Regions from separate parts of the Homo sapiens genome. Here region 1 is linked to region 2. A link is an interaction called in ENCODE POLR2A ChIA-PET data of the cell type or tissue named here. Cell type or tissue: Caco-2. All regions are shown on one strand. Links, peaks and the distances in the headings refer to the core of each region. The heading gives the core; the rest is flanking DNA. Region 1 overlaps ATP2A2 (ATPase sarcoplasmic/endoplasmic reticulum Ca2+ transporting 2). Region 2 overlaps IFT81 (intraflagellar transport 81).

Region 1 (8,331 bases), core at 65-8,064, 140 kb before region 2:
CCTGGGTGACACAGTGAGACTCCATCTCAAAAAAAACCCAAACAAACCAAAAATCAGCATTATTTTTTTAAAAAATCCTTTTTATTAATCAATTGTATTATGCATTTTAAAAACCTAATTTATTGTGGCAAACACCAGTTATTAAAATCTTTTATAAGAAAAACACTATTTAAGACCAGAAATTACCTTCTAAATGCCACTGTTGTTTTTGAATCTAAATGGCTCCTAGGAAACACAAGGCATAACAGATTTATCTTAAACTACTTAAACATTTAACTGTGACTCAAAATTTTCACCGTGTTTCCAATTTGAGTCATAAATTTTGTAGTTTAGCAGAGACTGAATGAAATTCTTCATTTGAGAAGCTCTACTTGACTACTTTAAACTACTTCCAGGCCTCACGGTGAACAGGGAAGGAACATTACACAATACCCCATTATACTACTGTGGTTTGCTCCCAATCTGTTTCTTAGACAGTACTGTCTTTAAAATGGCAAACGTGATCTCCTCCTGTTTTAAAATCTTTCAACAGCTTCTTTGGCATCCCAACCCGGGCTTATAACAGCCTCCATGACCCAAGTGCTGTTTGCCTGTCACCCTCTCACCTCCCTCTGAGCATCACACACTATGCTCTTCAGTTCCTCTAACTTGTTTCTGGGCCTTCACATACCCTTTCTTCTCCCATAAATAGTAAGGCTTTCCTCTAACTCCCAGATTAGGCTGGCATCCCTCACTGTGTGCCCACAGAGCATCCTGTCCTTTCCTTACACTCGCATGGTCTTCATGAATCTTCCCCACTAAAACCAAAAGCTCCATAAAGGCAGAGTCACTCAGACATCACTGATTTCCTAGCCCTACCACTATACCTGGCACACAGTGGGTGTCAAATAAAATATCTGTCAATGAATAAAGCATTTGGCACACATATTTCCTTTAGTATACATGTAGCAAAAGACTTCTAATTACCAAGTTGAAGAACATCACGAAGCTAGAAACAATAAAAAATCAGGGTCCAAAGAGATAACAGCTTTGGTTAAGCTAAATGAGGTTCAATAATGGTAGTTGCTTAAATTCTACGTTTAGACTAAAACCAAAATAATCTATGCCAGTAAAAGTCTAGAAATTTAGGAATGGGGGGATGGGAAGAACACCTAAGAAAGACTGTAGTTTTAGCTGGTAGAGTAATTAAGACTGCCAAAGAAATTTCCATAGACTGTCAGAAGACAAAAAATGTCTAGAATGACAACCAGACTCCATTTACATAACTGCATTCAATCTGGGTACCAAAGAGAACTACCAAGATGGTAAAGCGTTTGAAACAAATGCTAAGACTAACTTGGAAATAAACATTTTATTTTATTTTACTTTTTGAGATGGAGACTAGCTTTGTTGCCCAGGCTGGAGTGCAGTGGCATGATCTCGGCTCACTGTAACCTCCACCTCCCAGGTTCAGGCGATTTTCCTGCCTCAGCCTCCCGAGTAGCTGGGATTACAGGTGCCCACCACCACACCAAGCTAATTTTGTTTGTTTGCTCTGTCACCCAGGCTGGAGCACAGTGGCGTGATCTCAGCTCACTGCAACCCCCGCCTCCTGGGTTCAAGCAATTCTCCTGCCTCCCTCCCAAATACCTGGGACTACAGGCGTGTGCCGATGCGGCCGGCTAAGTTTTGTATTTTTAGTAGAGATGGGGTTTCACCACGTTGGCCAGGCTGGTCTCGAACTCCCAACCTCAAGTGATCCACCCACCTAGGCCTCCCAAAGTGCTGGGATTACAGGCGTGAGCCACCGCACCCGGCCAAAAATAAAAATTTTAGGATACGCTATACTGCTAACATTTGACAGTCCTAGTACTGCCACAAACTGCCACATGCTCCTGGATAAGTTACAAACTCTGAGTTTTAGTCTTCTCATCCCCTAAAATAAGGTTTCATAAGCTCCCCTTCAGATCTAAACTGGTGATAAATCAGATTTCTATGTGGCTCCAAATTAAAAAAGCTAACATACACAACAGACAAAATATATTTTAGCTCATAAGGAATATTTTATAATGAACTGACTAAAAAAATGACACTGATCATTAAGCAAGTTTCCAGTTACTAGAGTTATGGGGGTAGAAAGGTAACCAATTCATTAGATGTTGCAAAGGCAACCATGCACTAAGCAATGTTAGAGTACTCCAGCCTACCTACCAACAGAGATTTTTATCACAAAAGAAAAATGCACGTTTAAAAGGTCAAACACCATTCTTCTTCCCCTCTTTCAACAGATATATATACAGTTAACAGTATATTGCCGGGCGCGATGGCTCACGCCTGTAATCCCAGCACTCTGGAAGGCTGAGGCAGGCGGATCACAAGGTCAGGAGAACGAGATCATCCTGGCTAACATGGTGAAACCCCGTCTCTACTAAAAATACAAAAAATTAGCCGGGCATGGTGGCGGGTGCCTGTGGTCCCAGCTACTTGGGAGGCTGAGGCAGGAGAATGGCATGAACCCAGGAGGCGGAGCTTGCAGTGAGCTGAGATCATGCCACTGCACTCCAGCCTGGGCGACAGAGCGAGACTCCATTTCCAAAAAAAAAAAAAAAAAGTGTATCTTCTGGATTTTCTGGACATCTCTTTATGTACAACATTCACTAAAACAATATTAGACCTTTTATATTTATACATACCTGTCTCATTTTAAAAAGTGGCTGTATAGTAATAATAAGCAATGAAATTTTGAGACTATTATTTCTAGACCAGGTACTGCTGGAACAGCTTCACAGGTTACTAATTCAATCTTCACAACTCTAAGGAGGGATCTATTATCTTTACTCCCTCCCTGTTTATAGATGAGGAAAATGAGACACTAAAAGGTACTTGTTCAAGGCCACAGTATTTCACAACCATACCATGAACTAAATGAATCATCCTCTATTTTTATGGCTATCTAGTTATTTCTAACATTTCCTTTTACGGTGTTACAGGGTTAACATCTTCGTCTGTTATCTTTTACTTTTGCATACAAATGTATACTCCCACCAAGTTTATGTCCCTCCTGTTTCCCCATTCTCTCAATCTTGTATTTTTCTGGCACTGATAATGCCAAGCCCTTTGTTTTACTTTTTTTTTTTTTTTCTTTTTTTGAGACAGAGTTTCACTCTTGCTGCCCAGGCTGGAGTGCAATGGCACGATATCAGCTCAGCACAAACTCTGCCTCCTGGGTTCAAGTGATTCTCTTGCCTCAGCCTCCCAAGTAGTTGGGATTACAGGCAAGCGCTACCATGCCCAGCTAATTTTGAATTTTTAGTAGAGACAGCGTTTCTCCATGTTGGTCAGGCTAGTCTCGAACTCCTGACCTCAGGTGATCTGCCCGCCTCGGCCTCCAAAGTGCTGGGATTACAGGCATGAGCCAGTGTACCCGGCCACCAAGCCCTTGGTTTTCAAAAGTTCCATTATCGGCCGGGCACAGTGGCTCATGCCTGTAATCCCAACACTTTGGGAGGCTGACGGTGGGTGGATCTCTTGAGGTCAGGAGTTCAAGACCAGCCTGGCCAACATGGTGAAACCCCGTCTCTACTAAAAAAAAAATACAAAATAGCCAGGTGGGGTGGTGCACACCTGTAATTCCAGCTAATGGGAAAGCTGAGGCAGAAGAATCGCTTGAACCCAGGAGGCAGAGGTTCCAGTGGTCCAAGATTGCACCACTGCTCTCCAGCCTGGGTGACAGAGCCGAGACTTTGTCTCAAAAAAAAAAAAAAAAAAAAAAGTTCCATTATCTTTTAATATAAAAGTTGGTCACAGTTAAATCTGCCCATCTAGGTGGTTTGGTGTTAATGCTTAGGAAAGGTGGTTCCCATGGCCAGCAGCGGTGGCTCACACCTGTAATCCCAGCACTTTGGGAGGCCAAGGCAGATGAAGCACTTGAGGTCAGGAGTTTGAGACCAGCCTGGCTAACATGGTGAAACCCCATCTCTACTAAAATATACAAAAAATTAGCCGGACATTGTGGTGGGTGCCTGTAGTCACAGCTAACGGGGAGGCTGAGGCAGGAGAATGGCGTGAACCCAGGAGGCGGAGCTTGCAGTGAGCCGAGATCATTCCACTGCACTCCAGCCTGGGCGACAGAGCGACTCCGTATCAAAAAAAAAAAAAAAAAAAAAAGGAAAGGTGGTTCCCAAACCACATGGTTTCTTCTCCTTTTTCCAAAATCTTCATCTCAGTAGCAAGAATGAAAAGGTTGGCACTTCCTGGTACTGTGACTACCACTGAATCATGGGGAGTAGAGAGGAGGTGATTACAGGAAATCAGGAAGGAAATGCCAGCCCCATGAAATCAGGTCAGGCTTCAAGATCAACTGGCCTATCATGGTCTGATGGTTGAGGAGAACTCTCATTTCTCACAGTTCTTAATGTCTTAGCTATTCTGACAGTGCTCAGGGGCTCTCAAACTCAAAAACTCTCTATGCTGATTTTTGTTTTAGACTATTTTGCTCTTCTGCTTATCCGTTTTCTAGAGTAATAATTTATACCTTGGCTTTGGAAACAGAGGTATAGCTTCCAGGATTTACAGAACAACTAAAGCAATTTTTCTTTTTTGTTTTGTTTTCTTTTTTTTTTTTTTTTGCAACAGAGTCTCGCTCTGTCCCTCAGGGTGGAATGCAGTTGTGCAATCTAGGCTCATTGCAGCTTCCATCTCCTGGGTTTAGGCGATTCTCGTGCCTCAGCCACCCAAGTAGCTAGGATTACAGGCATCCACCACCACACCCGGGTAATTTTTGTATTTTTAGTGAAGATGGGATTTCACAGTGTTGGCCAGGCTGGTCTCGAACTCCTGGGCTCAAATGATCCGCCTGCCTTGGCCTCCTAAATTGCTGGGATTACAGGCATGAGCCACCATGCCCGGCCTGTACTTCAGTTTTCAAAACTAAATAGCTAGAATCCTGAGGTGGACTTTCTGAGGAGGAGGACAAATGAACCTCCTGAAGTTGCACACAAGATTTTCAATATATGTTTTTGGGGAAGAAAGTCCATAAATTTCATTAATTCTCAAAGGGACTGTGATCTAGAAATGATTAAGATCTGCTCTAGAGCCTTGCTACTCAAATTATTGACCTGGGAGCTTATTAGAAATGCAGAATAATCAGGCCCCATTTCAGACTGAACCAATCAAAACATACATTTTAACAACATCCCCAGGTAATTCCTGCACACATGAAGTTAGAGAAACATTGATCTAAGCAGTGTGCAAAATCTTAAGGCTCCCCACCCCCCGAACTTTTTTTGGGAGACAGAGTTTTACTCTGTCTCACTCTGTCACCCAGGCTGGAGCATACTGGCACGATCTGAGCTCACTGCAGCCCTGACCTCCCAGGCTCAACTGATCCTCCCACCTCAGCCTCCCGAGAAGCAGGGACTACAGGAGCACGTCAACATGCCCAGCAAATTTTCATTTTTTATTTTTTTAGAGACGGGGTCTTTCCATGTTGCCCAGGCTGGTCTCAAACTCCTGAGCTCAAGTGAACCTCGTCTCAGCCTCCCAAAGTGCTGGCATGAGCCATGGCTCCCAGCCTCACTATGCAAGTTTTTAAAACTTTTTTTGTAAAGACAAGGTCTCAATATGTTGCCCAGGCTGGTCTCAAACTCCTGGGCTCAAGTGATCCTCCTGCCATGGCCTCCCAAAATGCTAGGATTGCAGGGATAAGCCACTGCACCCAGCCAACACCTTTTTTTTTTTTTTTTTAAACAATTCTCTTTTCATATTTTACAAAAGACTTTGGTACAGAGATTGTTGTGGCCCACAAAACCCAAAATATTAGCTGGACGCTATAGCTCACACTTATAATCCCAGCGTTTTTTTTTTTTTTTTTTTTTTTTTTTGAGATGGAGTCTCGCTCTGTCCCCCAGGCTGGAGTGCAGTGGCGCGATCTTGGCTCACTGCAACCTCTGCCCCCTGGGTTCAAGTAATTCTCCTGCCTCGGCCTACCGAGTAGCTGGGATTACGGGTTACGGGTGCCTGCCACTGCACCCGGCTAATTTTTGTATTTTTAGTAGAGACGGGGGTTTCACCATCTTGGCCAGGCTGGTCTTGAACTCCTGATCTTGTGATCCACCCGCCTCCGCCTCCCAAAGACCTGGGATTACAGGCTAAGGCAGGAGGATCACTTGAGGCCAGGAGTTCAAGACCAGCCTGAGTGACACAGTGAGACCTCATGTCTATAAACAAACGAACCAACCAACCAACCCACAAAGATAGTATGCCAACTCCTCTGCTCTACAGCAGACTGACTACTCTGTTTTGTGTTAAAGAGCATTTAATGTTTGCTAAATGTTTAAAGCCAGTCAATTCCAACCCCAACAGCTTTCTAAAAGCAAAAAAAAGTCCACATGGACTCATGGCCATACTATCTAAATCACACTTTTTAGAGCAAGAAAGCTCCTTGAAACAGTACTCCAATTACCTAATTCTGCAGAGGTTAATGTACATAGTCCAATGTCATGCAGAACTAGGATCATAATCCAGGTTCTTATATGAATCCACTCATCTATTTCACAACTCTGCCTTTTACTCAACTGCTTCAAAAGCAGTTTATACCTGCTACTAAATCTCAGTACTGCATGTTAACTGTCTGAAGTAAAAGTTTCCTTCCTTTAAATTGAAAGTTTTCTTCCTTTAAATTGCTGTCAAGTTTAAGAATTATTCTTTTTATTCCCGAGTAAATCTTGAAATTGCTGGCACCCTGTTGGCTATTAAGTCTTCATTTTAGGAAATAAAATTATCAATTTCTGTACAAGTGCTAAAGCAAATGCAATTTTAAGATTGTGTTGCTTCCACTACTTAAATCTTAAAAGATGATTCGCTCCAGAGTATATACTACAAGACAGAAGTCATCTGAGAATATTTATTTCCTGGTGCTATTCATCAACCCTGGGTTACCAAGATACATAAAGTTTGTTTTAAACAACCCTGAAAACAGTGTTCTTAAGAAGTCAATAAATAACCCCTGCGGCATATACTAGAAGCCCCAAAATTCTAAAACTAAGACTTCTAGCTGGGAATGGTGGCTCATGCCTGTAATCCCAGCACTTTGGGAGGCCAAGGGAAGAGGATCCCTTGAGCCCAGGAGTTTGAGACTAGGCTGGGTAATACAGGGAGACCTTGTCTCAAAAAAACATCCCACAAAACCATGGCCGGGCACGGTGGTTCATGCCTGTAATCCCAGCACTTTGGGAGGCCAAGGGAGGCAGATCACTTGAGGTCAGGAGTTCGAGACCAGCCTGGCCAACATGGTAAAATCCCGTCTCTACTTTAAAAAAAAAAAAGGAAAAAGAAAAAAAGAAAACAGAAATGACTTAGGCTATTATAGCTTGATTCACTTTCATGTCAGCAGATAATACAGAAAGCTTAAAAACAATGACGTTCATTTCTTATAAGATTATGTACAACTTCACTACTTTTGGTTTCCATCCATCCGGAGAAATATTTTCTTGGCCTTAAGATAATGTAGAATTACTGTGGCTTCTTAAGAGGTGAACATGTGGGTCACTTTCTCTTTTTTTTTTTTTTGAGTCAGGGTCTCACTCTGTTGCCCACGCTGGAGTGCAGTGGCTTAATTTCAGCTCACTGCCACAGCCTCGACCTCCTGGGCTCAGGTGATCCTCCCACCTCAGCTTTTCAAGTCGTTGGGACTACAGGTACGCACCACCACGCCTAGCTAATTTTTGTATTTTTTGTAGGGATGGGGTTTTACTATGTTGCCCAGGCTGGTCTCAAACTCCTGGACTCAAGTGATCTGCATGCCTTGGCCTCCCCCAAAAGTGCTGAGATTACAGGCATGAGCCACTGAGCACAGCCTATGTGCGGGTTATTTTCTCCATGTTTTTATTTGCCATATCAATTTCATTTGGCTCTTGTGTTCTAGATACTTAAGACTCACATTAGCATTTGCTATGTATGCTTACCCAGTTTCTCTTTGGAATGATTAGCTGGTATAGCAACATATAAAATTTAGTTTCCTGGCTGGGCATGGTGGCTCACACCTGTAATTCCAGCACTTTGGGAGGCTGAGGCGGGCGGATCACTTGAGGCCAGGAGTTCGAGACCAGCCTGGCCAACATGGTGAAACCCTGTCTCTACTAAAAATACAAAAATTAGCCGGGTGTGGTGGCGGGCACTTGTAATCCCTGCTACTAGGGAGGCTGAGGCAGGAGAATCGCTTGAACCCAGGAGGCGGAGGTTGCAGTGAGCTGAGATCACGCCCTTGCACTCCTGCCTGGGCGACAGAGTGAGATTCCATCTCAAAAAAAAAAAAAAAAAAAAAAAAAAAAAAAAAAATTAGTTTCCTTAAAC
Region 2 (8,331 bases), core at 62-8,061:
AAAAATACAAAAAATAAGCTGGGCGTGGTGGTGTGTGCCCGTAATCCCAGCTACTAGGGAGGCTGAGGCATGAGAATTGCTTGAACCTGGGAAGCAGAGGTTGCAGTGAGCCGAGATTGTGCCACTGCACTCCAGCCTGAGCGACAGAGCGAGATTCTGTCTCAAACAAAACAAAACAAAACAAAACAAAACAAAAAAACAAACTTTGAAAGAACTGAGGAACACACTGTGTTTTAGAAGAAGAAAGTTTAAAATATTTTTCTATCCATGATTAGGTTAGTTTTAATATTAAGGAATCCAGCCCTCACACCACAAATTTTCAATGACTGCGTTACAGAAACTTCTTTAAAAATTAAAAATTTAAGTCATACTAATGTACCTGAAGTCTAATAACTTGCAAATTTTCCTTTTAAAGAATAAATGTGTAAGCCTGACATAACCACAGATTCAGAATCCCTAGAGTAACTATATATGCTATTAAAAGTGTCCTGGGCAAAGTGCCCAAAATGAAATCAACCCTGTTCATCTGCTATCCTCTGTAATATAGAGGCCAATTTTCCCCTTCTCTATCTTGCTGTACTCCAGAACTATTTTTAAAAGCTGAAAGCTATAAATGTTTTTGATGAAAGAACAAACCTACAAATTACTGAGTGTGTTCTATGCTGATTGGTTATTATTTGATATTCATTATATATAATAACTAATGGAAGAGTAGTCTGGGTCAGATCAATCACAGTTACATACGATTAAGCAATAGGTGGCCATCAAAGCATTCTAAGGGCTCTACTATTCCAGAATTAATTAGAAAAAAGAAAACACATTATCAATGTTTTTTCTTCCATTGGTGGTTTCTTTTAATTATCATTTGGATTTTAGGTTATTTTTGGATCTTCAATGTCATACAAAAAACAAAACTGATGAACACATTGAAGCTAAATCTTCAGACTTATAAAACACAAGTACTCATTCCATTAGCGGCCAGAGCAATGGCCTGATCATTTGTGAAGCCTCTGGTAAACTCTGCTGTACACTCAGATGAGAATAAGAGTAAAAATTGCCCTCCTTTTCCCTTCCATTCCTGGTTTACAGGGGTCAAAATGGTAGCTGGAGAGGTAGGCAGTAAATAGAGAGCTGCATGGAGGTGCCAGTAAGGTTGCATAGAGGCATGGCGGGGTACAGGGTCCGGAGGTCAAAGATACTGGGAAATGAGGGGGCTTGGGAAGTTGTATCAGAAGTGTGGACCAGGAGGCTGGTGACTGGGGACACAGGGTAGTAGGGGGAGTTAATGGAGGTACAGGTCAACAGGCTGAATGGCCAAGGATATGCAATGATGGGATTAGGGGCTGAGGAAACACACAGAGACATAGGCTAGCAGGCCTGGCAGCTGAGGACACAGAGGGGTGAGTGAGGAGTCGTGGAAACATAGACACAGAGGGTGAAAATGTGGTTGGTGGGATGGGGACACAGGATTGGTGTGTAAAGAAGGAGGCTGGAGTAGTTGATAGATTATTTAAATTGAGCAAACAAGCAAGTTTATTGATTGAGCAAATAAATAAATGCAATATAGAAAAAGGGAGCCAAATTTCTCAATGCCAGAGAAGATACTGGGCAACAGAGACAGACTCTGTCTAAAAATAAATAAATAAATAAATAAAACAATGAGATACCATTTTCACACCTACCCAACTGGCAAAAATAAAAAATCTTTCAATACCAAGTGTTGGTGATGATGTGGAGGAAGTAGAGAGGGAGATATATAATTTAGAGCAATGGTCTGGAAAACAACTTGGCTTGTCTACTGAAGCAGACACTATACATATTCTATGGCTCACCAACTCCACTTTTACAAGTAGCAGGACTTTTCAAACTATCTGTTAAAGGACGAGTTTTTTAAAAAATTTCTAAACATATGTGCATCAGATACTTTTGTAAAATAACGAAAATACCGAGATCAAATGACTATAAGGGTTTCTAAATGTTTCCTCTCAATTTATATGGCTGCAGATTAGAAGAAACTAACAGTCTCTGGACTGAAACTAGTCTTCAGACCACACTTTGAGTAGCACTGCTCCAGAGCAGACCTTCCTAAATGGGGTATGCTCTGGTACATGCACGTGCCACAAATATTGTGAGTGTGCCAAAATATTAATCCACTCAGCCTTTGCAGTAGCTGGGCAAGATATTATAAAGAACTCTCAGCCAGTCACCTTTAGCTATAAAGGAAAAAAATAATTTTTAAAGGCATAGGAGGTAAGCAACAAATCCTTAGAACATTAAGGAAAAAGCTTCCCATAGTGTATCATAACAGGTAAACCAAATGAATTTGTCAGTAAAGTAAACTACAAAGCTTGCTACTGGGCAGGGAAGCCCATTATAGCAGCTATTACTAATCATTTGTACCCATATACATTTGTAATCTAAATTAGTCTTCTATGAAAGAGCAGCTATCATTTTAGATGCTGAGATCAAATAAGATTAATACTTTATGGTTTATGCTAGCAGGTGCTGAGAGAGTACTCAGTTGTGTGAAACTCTAATCTTTATCTCTGCGTGCATTTGGGTTTTGTAATGGACTAATGCTTTATAGTGCTAGCTTCTGGCTTCAGGACCAATTTTAAAGACTCGGCTCCCCTGTGATCAAAATGGAAATTGACAGATGTTCTTTTTCCTTTTGTGTATTTAGTATGTTTTACAACCTTTAAGAGTAATGATCAGAATCTGGGCTAGCTTTTGTAATGGATAGGCAGTTTATTTCTCTAAGAATGTAACCATTTATAAATGCTTTTCGCTTATCAGGAACTCAAAAGAATTATTGGATTCCAGGCATCATTCTAGATATTTATGTGAAACAAGAATTACTGCTCCTGCTGCAAATTTTCTCCCTCAATATCTGGCATGAAAATGATTTTCAAAGTAATTAGCTGTGAAGACTTGACAAGACTATCATATAATAAGCACTTTACATTGTTTAAGAAACACAAAGCCATTTTTTTTTTTTTTTTTTTTCTGAGACGGAGTCTTGCTCTTGTCTCCCAGGCTGGAATGCAATGGTGCAATCTCGGGTCACTGCAACCTCCGCCTCCCAGGTTCAAGCAATTCTCTGGCCTCAGCCTCCTAAGTAGCTGGGATTACAGGCACACCACCACACCCGGCTAATTTTTTTTTTTTTTTTTTTTTTTTTTTTTTGAGACGGAGTCTTGCTCTGTCGCCCAGGCTGGAGTGCAGTGGCGCGATCTTGGCTCACTGCAAGCCCCGCCTCCCGGGTTCACGCCATTCTCCTGCCTCAGCCTCCCGAGTAGCTGGGACTATAGGCGTCCGCCACCATGCCTGGCTAATTTTTTTGTATTTTTAGTAGAGATGGGGTTTCACTGTGTTAGCCAGGATGGTCTCGATCTCCTGACCTCATGATCCACCCGCCTCAGTCTCCCAAAGTGCTGGGATTACAGGCGTGAGCCACCGTGCCCGGCCTAATTTTTCTTTTTTTTTCTTTCTTTTTTTTTTTATTGATCATTCTTGGGTGTTTCTCACAGAGGGGGATTTGGCAGGGTCATAGGACAATAGTGGAGGGAAGGTCAGCAGATAAACAAGTGAACAAAGGTCTCTGGTTTTCCTAGGCAGAGGACCCTGAGGCCTTCCGCAGTGTTTGTGTCCCTGGGTACTTGAGATTAGGGAGTGGTGATGACTCTTAACCAGCATGCTGCCTTCAAGCATCTGTTTAACAAAGCACATCTTGCACTGCCCTTAATCCATTTAACCCTGAGTGGACACAGCACATGTTTCAGAGAGCACAGGGTTGGGGGATAAGGTCACAGATCAACAGGATCCCAAGGCAGAAGAATTTTTCTTAGTACAGAACAAAATGAAAAGTCTCCCATGTCTACTTCTTTCCACACAGACACGGCAACCATCCTATTTCTCAATCTTTTCCCCACCTTTCCCCGCTTTCTATTCCACAAAACCACCATTGTCATCATGGCCTGTTCTCAATGAGCTGTTGGGCACACCTCCCAGACGGGATGGTGGCCGGGCAGAGGGGCTCCTCACTTCCCAGTAGGGGCGGCCGGGCAGAGGCGCCCCTCACCTCCCGGACGAGGCGGCTGGCCGGGCGGGGGGCTGACCCCCCCACCTCCCTCCCGGACGGGGTGGCTGGCCGGGCAGAGAGGCTCCTCACTTCCCAGTAGGGGCGGCCGGGCAGAGGCGCCCCTCACCTCCCGGACGGGGCGGCTGGCCGGGTGGGGGGCTGAACCCCCACCTCCCTCCCGGACGGGGCGGCTGGCTGGGCGGGGGGCTGACCCCCCCACCTCCCTCCTGGACGGGGCGGCTGGCCGGGCGGGGGGCTGACCCCCCCACCTCCCTCCCGGATGGGGCGGCTGGTCGGGCAGAGGGGCTCCTCACTTCCCAGTAGGGGCAGCTGGGCAGAGGCGCCCCTCACCTCCTGGACGGGGCGGCTGGCCGGGTGGGGGGCTGACCCCCCCACCTCCCTCCTGGACAGGGCGGCTGGCCTGGCGGGGGCTGACCCCCACCTCCCTCCCGGACGGGGCGGCTGCCGGGCGGAGACGCTCCTCACTTTCCAGACTGGGCAGCCAGGCAGAGGGGCTCCTCACATCCCAGACGATGGGCGGCCAGGCAGAGACGCTCCTCACTTCCTAGACGGGGTGGCGGCCGGGCAGAGGCTGCACTCTGGGCACTTTGGGAGGCCAAGGCAGGCGGCTGGGGGGTGGAGGTTGTAGCGACACGAGATCACGCCACTGCACTCCAGCCTGGGCACCATTGAGCACTGAGTGAACCAGACACCATCTGCAATCCCGGCACCTCCGGAGGCCGAGGCTGGCGGATCACTCGCGGTTAGGAGCTGGAGACCAGCCCGGCCAACACAGCGAAACCCTGTCTCCACCAAAAAAATACGAAAACCAGTCAGGCGTGGCGGCGCGCGCCTGCAATTGCAGGCACTCGGCAGGCTGAGGCAGGAGAATCAGGCAGGGAGGTTGCAGTGAGCCGAGATGGCAGCAGTACAGTCCAGCTTCAGCTCGGCATCAGAGGGAGACCGTGGAAAGAGAGGGAGAGGGAGACCGTGGGGAGAGGGAGACCGTGGGGAGAGGGAGACCATGGGGAGAGGCAGAGGCAGAGGCAGAGGAGGCAGAGGAGGCAGAGGAGGCAGAGGCAGAGGCAGAGGCAGAGGCAAATTTTTCTATTTTTAGTGGAGACAGGGTTTCATCACGTTGGCCAGGCTGGTCTAGAACGCCTGACCTCAGGTGATCCTCCTGCCTCGGCCTCCCAAAGTGCTGGGATTACAGGCCTGAGCCACCACGTCTGGCCAGAACCATTTTTTAAAATAAAAAAGCACTAGGAAACCTACAGAGAAATTAATACTACTTACCAAAGTTCAGTAAGTTAGAAAAAATAACTAGAATGAACACTTTTGTCTTCAAATCCTGCTAGTCCAACATCCATGCTATTTTCCATTTCTTAATTAAATCACATCTTTGTCAGTTATTTCATCAAACGATGTATAAGCATAGACAACTACAGGAATTGGCCCAAGGGAGTTAGGCACGAGATGAGATAGAACCAACTGTTTAGGAGTGGCATGAATATACACAAAGCCCACAGTCTTTCTGCTCATTTGTCAGTGTCTTGTGCTCTAGACAGAACTTCAGACTTGAAGAAAACCTGAAAAGGCCATCATGTCACGCTCCAATAAATTATTTGGATTCCCTGAAGTCTGGTCTCAGAGTTGCTCTTTGTTTTAAGGCAAGAGAAAATGTTCAAAGCAGCCTTTGTTATTTGCTAAAATGACAGTCTTTTAAAATCACGCATCATAACTAGTCCCACATAAATACACATAAAAATACTATTCTAACCTTTTCTAACCTGTTAGTGGCACATTTTCAACTGTAAATTAGAAAATCTCACCAAGTCAAGCATAAGCAATGTAATTATCTACATATGGTAGTGGCTAGTTAACTGCTCAGTCTTTTAAGAGAGTCTGTAATAATCGATATGATATATGCGGGTAGAAATCTGTATTAAATGAAATTTGTGACACAGGAACATCCATCTGTGGAACACAGTTAATCACACCATCCAAGGTCTCTGTGCTTCTATTATAAATCAAATCACCACCACACAGCTGTTACTATCTCTAACGGGTGCTTCCACTGCTGTCCAAGCAGTTAATTCTCCAGAAAAAAAAAAAAAATCCATGAAAACTTTTAAAATTTGGGGTTAAAAGTGTGGCATTACCTAGACTGCATGCATAATACACTACACTTCTATTACAGTGAACTGAGCCAAATTTATTTGATTCTGTTTTGTTCTTTCTCTTGGGAAATTTTAGGGGCCTCAGGTCCTGCTATGAACTCTAAAGAGTACAATGTGATTTGAAAGGTTCTAAAAATATCACAGGTTTGCCTAGGCTCACTTAGAAGGGTGGATGATTCAATTACAAGTGTCAAAATTTGATTCCTAATTTTTCAGGACCTGACAGCTGCAGCACATCTTGCCAGGATTCCCTTATCTTCATTGTGCTTCTCTTTGAAGTATTTAAAGAAGATTTCATAATCTTTCCAATTTAGCTCTAAGATTTGTCAGTAGCTGTAGAATGAATTGGCTGGCCCTTTCTAAAGCTGCTTATAAATATTATTTGACCAAGCATATTTTAAAAGTAGCTGTAACTACAAAACAGCTGAGCTTCTTGTGATGGTCAGGGGAGAAAACACAATGGACTATAATACTCCCATACACCATAAACCAAGGATGACCTTTCATTGCATGAGTTCCAGTGGAACCTTAACTGGAGGTACATTTATTGCTATAAAAAAAATTCAGATCCCAAAGGCATGCATTCATCTGAATGACCACTCTGGGAAGGGTACTAGTACTGCATATCATTGGGACTGATTTTTTGTTTGCTCTTTCAAATTATGAAAGCAGAGAATCAGAGAGATCAAGGTGACTAAGATGGTAAAATCACTAGCTACTGGCACTACTTACAAGAGGCACATGTTCTATTCTTCGTCCTTCCAGTAAATGAGAGAAAGTCTTCAAGCTGAGATTGCTGCCTATGAAACAGCAAAAATCACGCCAAAAGAGGTAGCTGAAGGCTACCAGATTAAATGGCAAATTTAAGTTTCTCACCAGGTATTTAAAAAATAATACAGGCATGAACCACAATGCCTGGCATAATCAGATTTTTTAAGATTAAAAAACCTGGCCAGGCACAGTGGCTTACGCCTGTAATCCCAGCACTTTGGGAGGCTAAGGCGGGTGGATCATGAGGTCAGGAGATTGAGACCATCCTGGCTAACATGGTGAAACCCCATCTCTACTAAAAATACAAAAAAATTAGCCGGGCATGGTGGCGGGCACCTGTAGTCCCAGCTACTCGGGAGGCTGAGGCAGGAGAATGGCGTGAACCCGGGAGGCAGAGCTTGCAGTGAGCCAAGATCGCACCACTGCACTCCAGCCTGGGCAACAGAGCAAGACTCCATCTCAAAAAATAAATAAATAAAATAAATAAAGATTAAAAAACCCAACCCAAAATACAGATCCAATGTTCTTCTACTTAGTGCACACATTACTTCAAAAATGTCCCTTATCTGGGCTGGGTGAGGTGGCTCAAGCCTGTGATCCCAGCACTTTGGGAAGCCGAGGTGGGCGGATCACTTGAGGTCAGGAGTTCAAGCCCAGCCTGGCTAACATGGTGAAACTCCGTCTGTACTAAAAATACAAAAATTAGTCGGGCATGGTGGTGGGCACCTGCAATCCCAGCCACCTGGGAGGCTGAGGCATGAGAATCGCTTGAACCCGGGAGGCGGAGGTTGCAGTGGGTTGAGATCATGTCAGTGCACTCCAGCCTGAGTGACAGAGTGAGACTGTCAGGCTGCTCCATTACTGAAGAAAGCTCAAGTGGTAGACATTTTTCTCTGAAGTCAATCAAATATTTCATTCTAATCACCATTCATTGGTCCTAATTTGGCTTTCTCATAAACAAAAAAAATAACACTAATCCATCTGTGTCAGGGGTCCCCAAGACCATCTCTAGATTCAGTGATTCACTGGGAGAACTCAAAGTATACAGTCATACTCTTAGCTATGATTTATTACACTGAATACCAAGCAAAATCGCAGAGGGAAAAGGCACATGGGGTGAAATTTGGAGGAAACCAGGTGCAAACTTCTAAAAGTTGTCTCCCACTGCAGTCACAGAGGGCATAATTAATTCCTCCAGTGATGAGTTATAACAACACGCATGAAATGATCAGGGAGGCTCATTAGAGACTTAGTTCTCAAGGTTTTTACTAGGAGCTGATCATCTAGGCACATTCTGCC

Evidence for each region. ChIA-PET counts read pairs that join two places held together with the same protein. Peaks named below come from ENCODE experiments on the same cell type or tissue, not always from the same donor. Only the 100,000 strongest peaks of a DNase experiment are listed, where the experiment ranks them.
Region 1: POLR2A ChIA-PET joins it to region 2 with 10 read pairs; 4 of 35 experiments call an interaction of 5 or more read pairs at or near these places.

Annotation. Positions count from the first base shown.
Region 1 is chr12:110,309,126-110,317,456 of GRCh38, reverse strand. All of the region lies in intron 5 of ATP2A2 (ATPase sarcoplasmic/endoplasmic reticulum Ca2+ transporting 2), which reads right to left. Among named protein-coding and RNA genes, the nearest start is that of ATP2A2, 32 kb to the right of the region's middle. RefSeq lists an enhancer at 2,745-2,824. In Caco-2, for the core only: no CTCF peak of the experiment used is centred there; no DNase peak of the experiment used is centred there.
Region 2 is chr12:110,169,133-110,177,463 of GRCh38, reverse strand. The region is part of intron 11 of IFT81 (intraflagellar transport 81); the gene reads right to left. Among named protein-coding and RNA genes, the nearest start is that of IFT81, 49 kb to the right of the region's middle. RefSeq lists an enhancer at 4,377-5,157. In Caco-2, for the core only: no CTCF peak of the experiment used is centred there; a DNase peak (open chromatin) is centred at 3,073.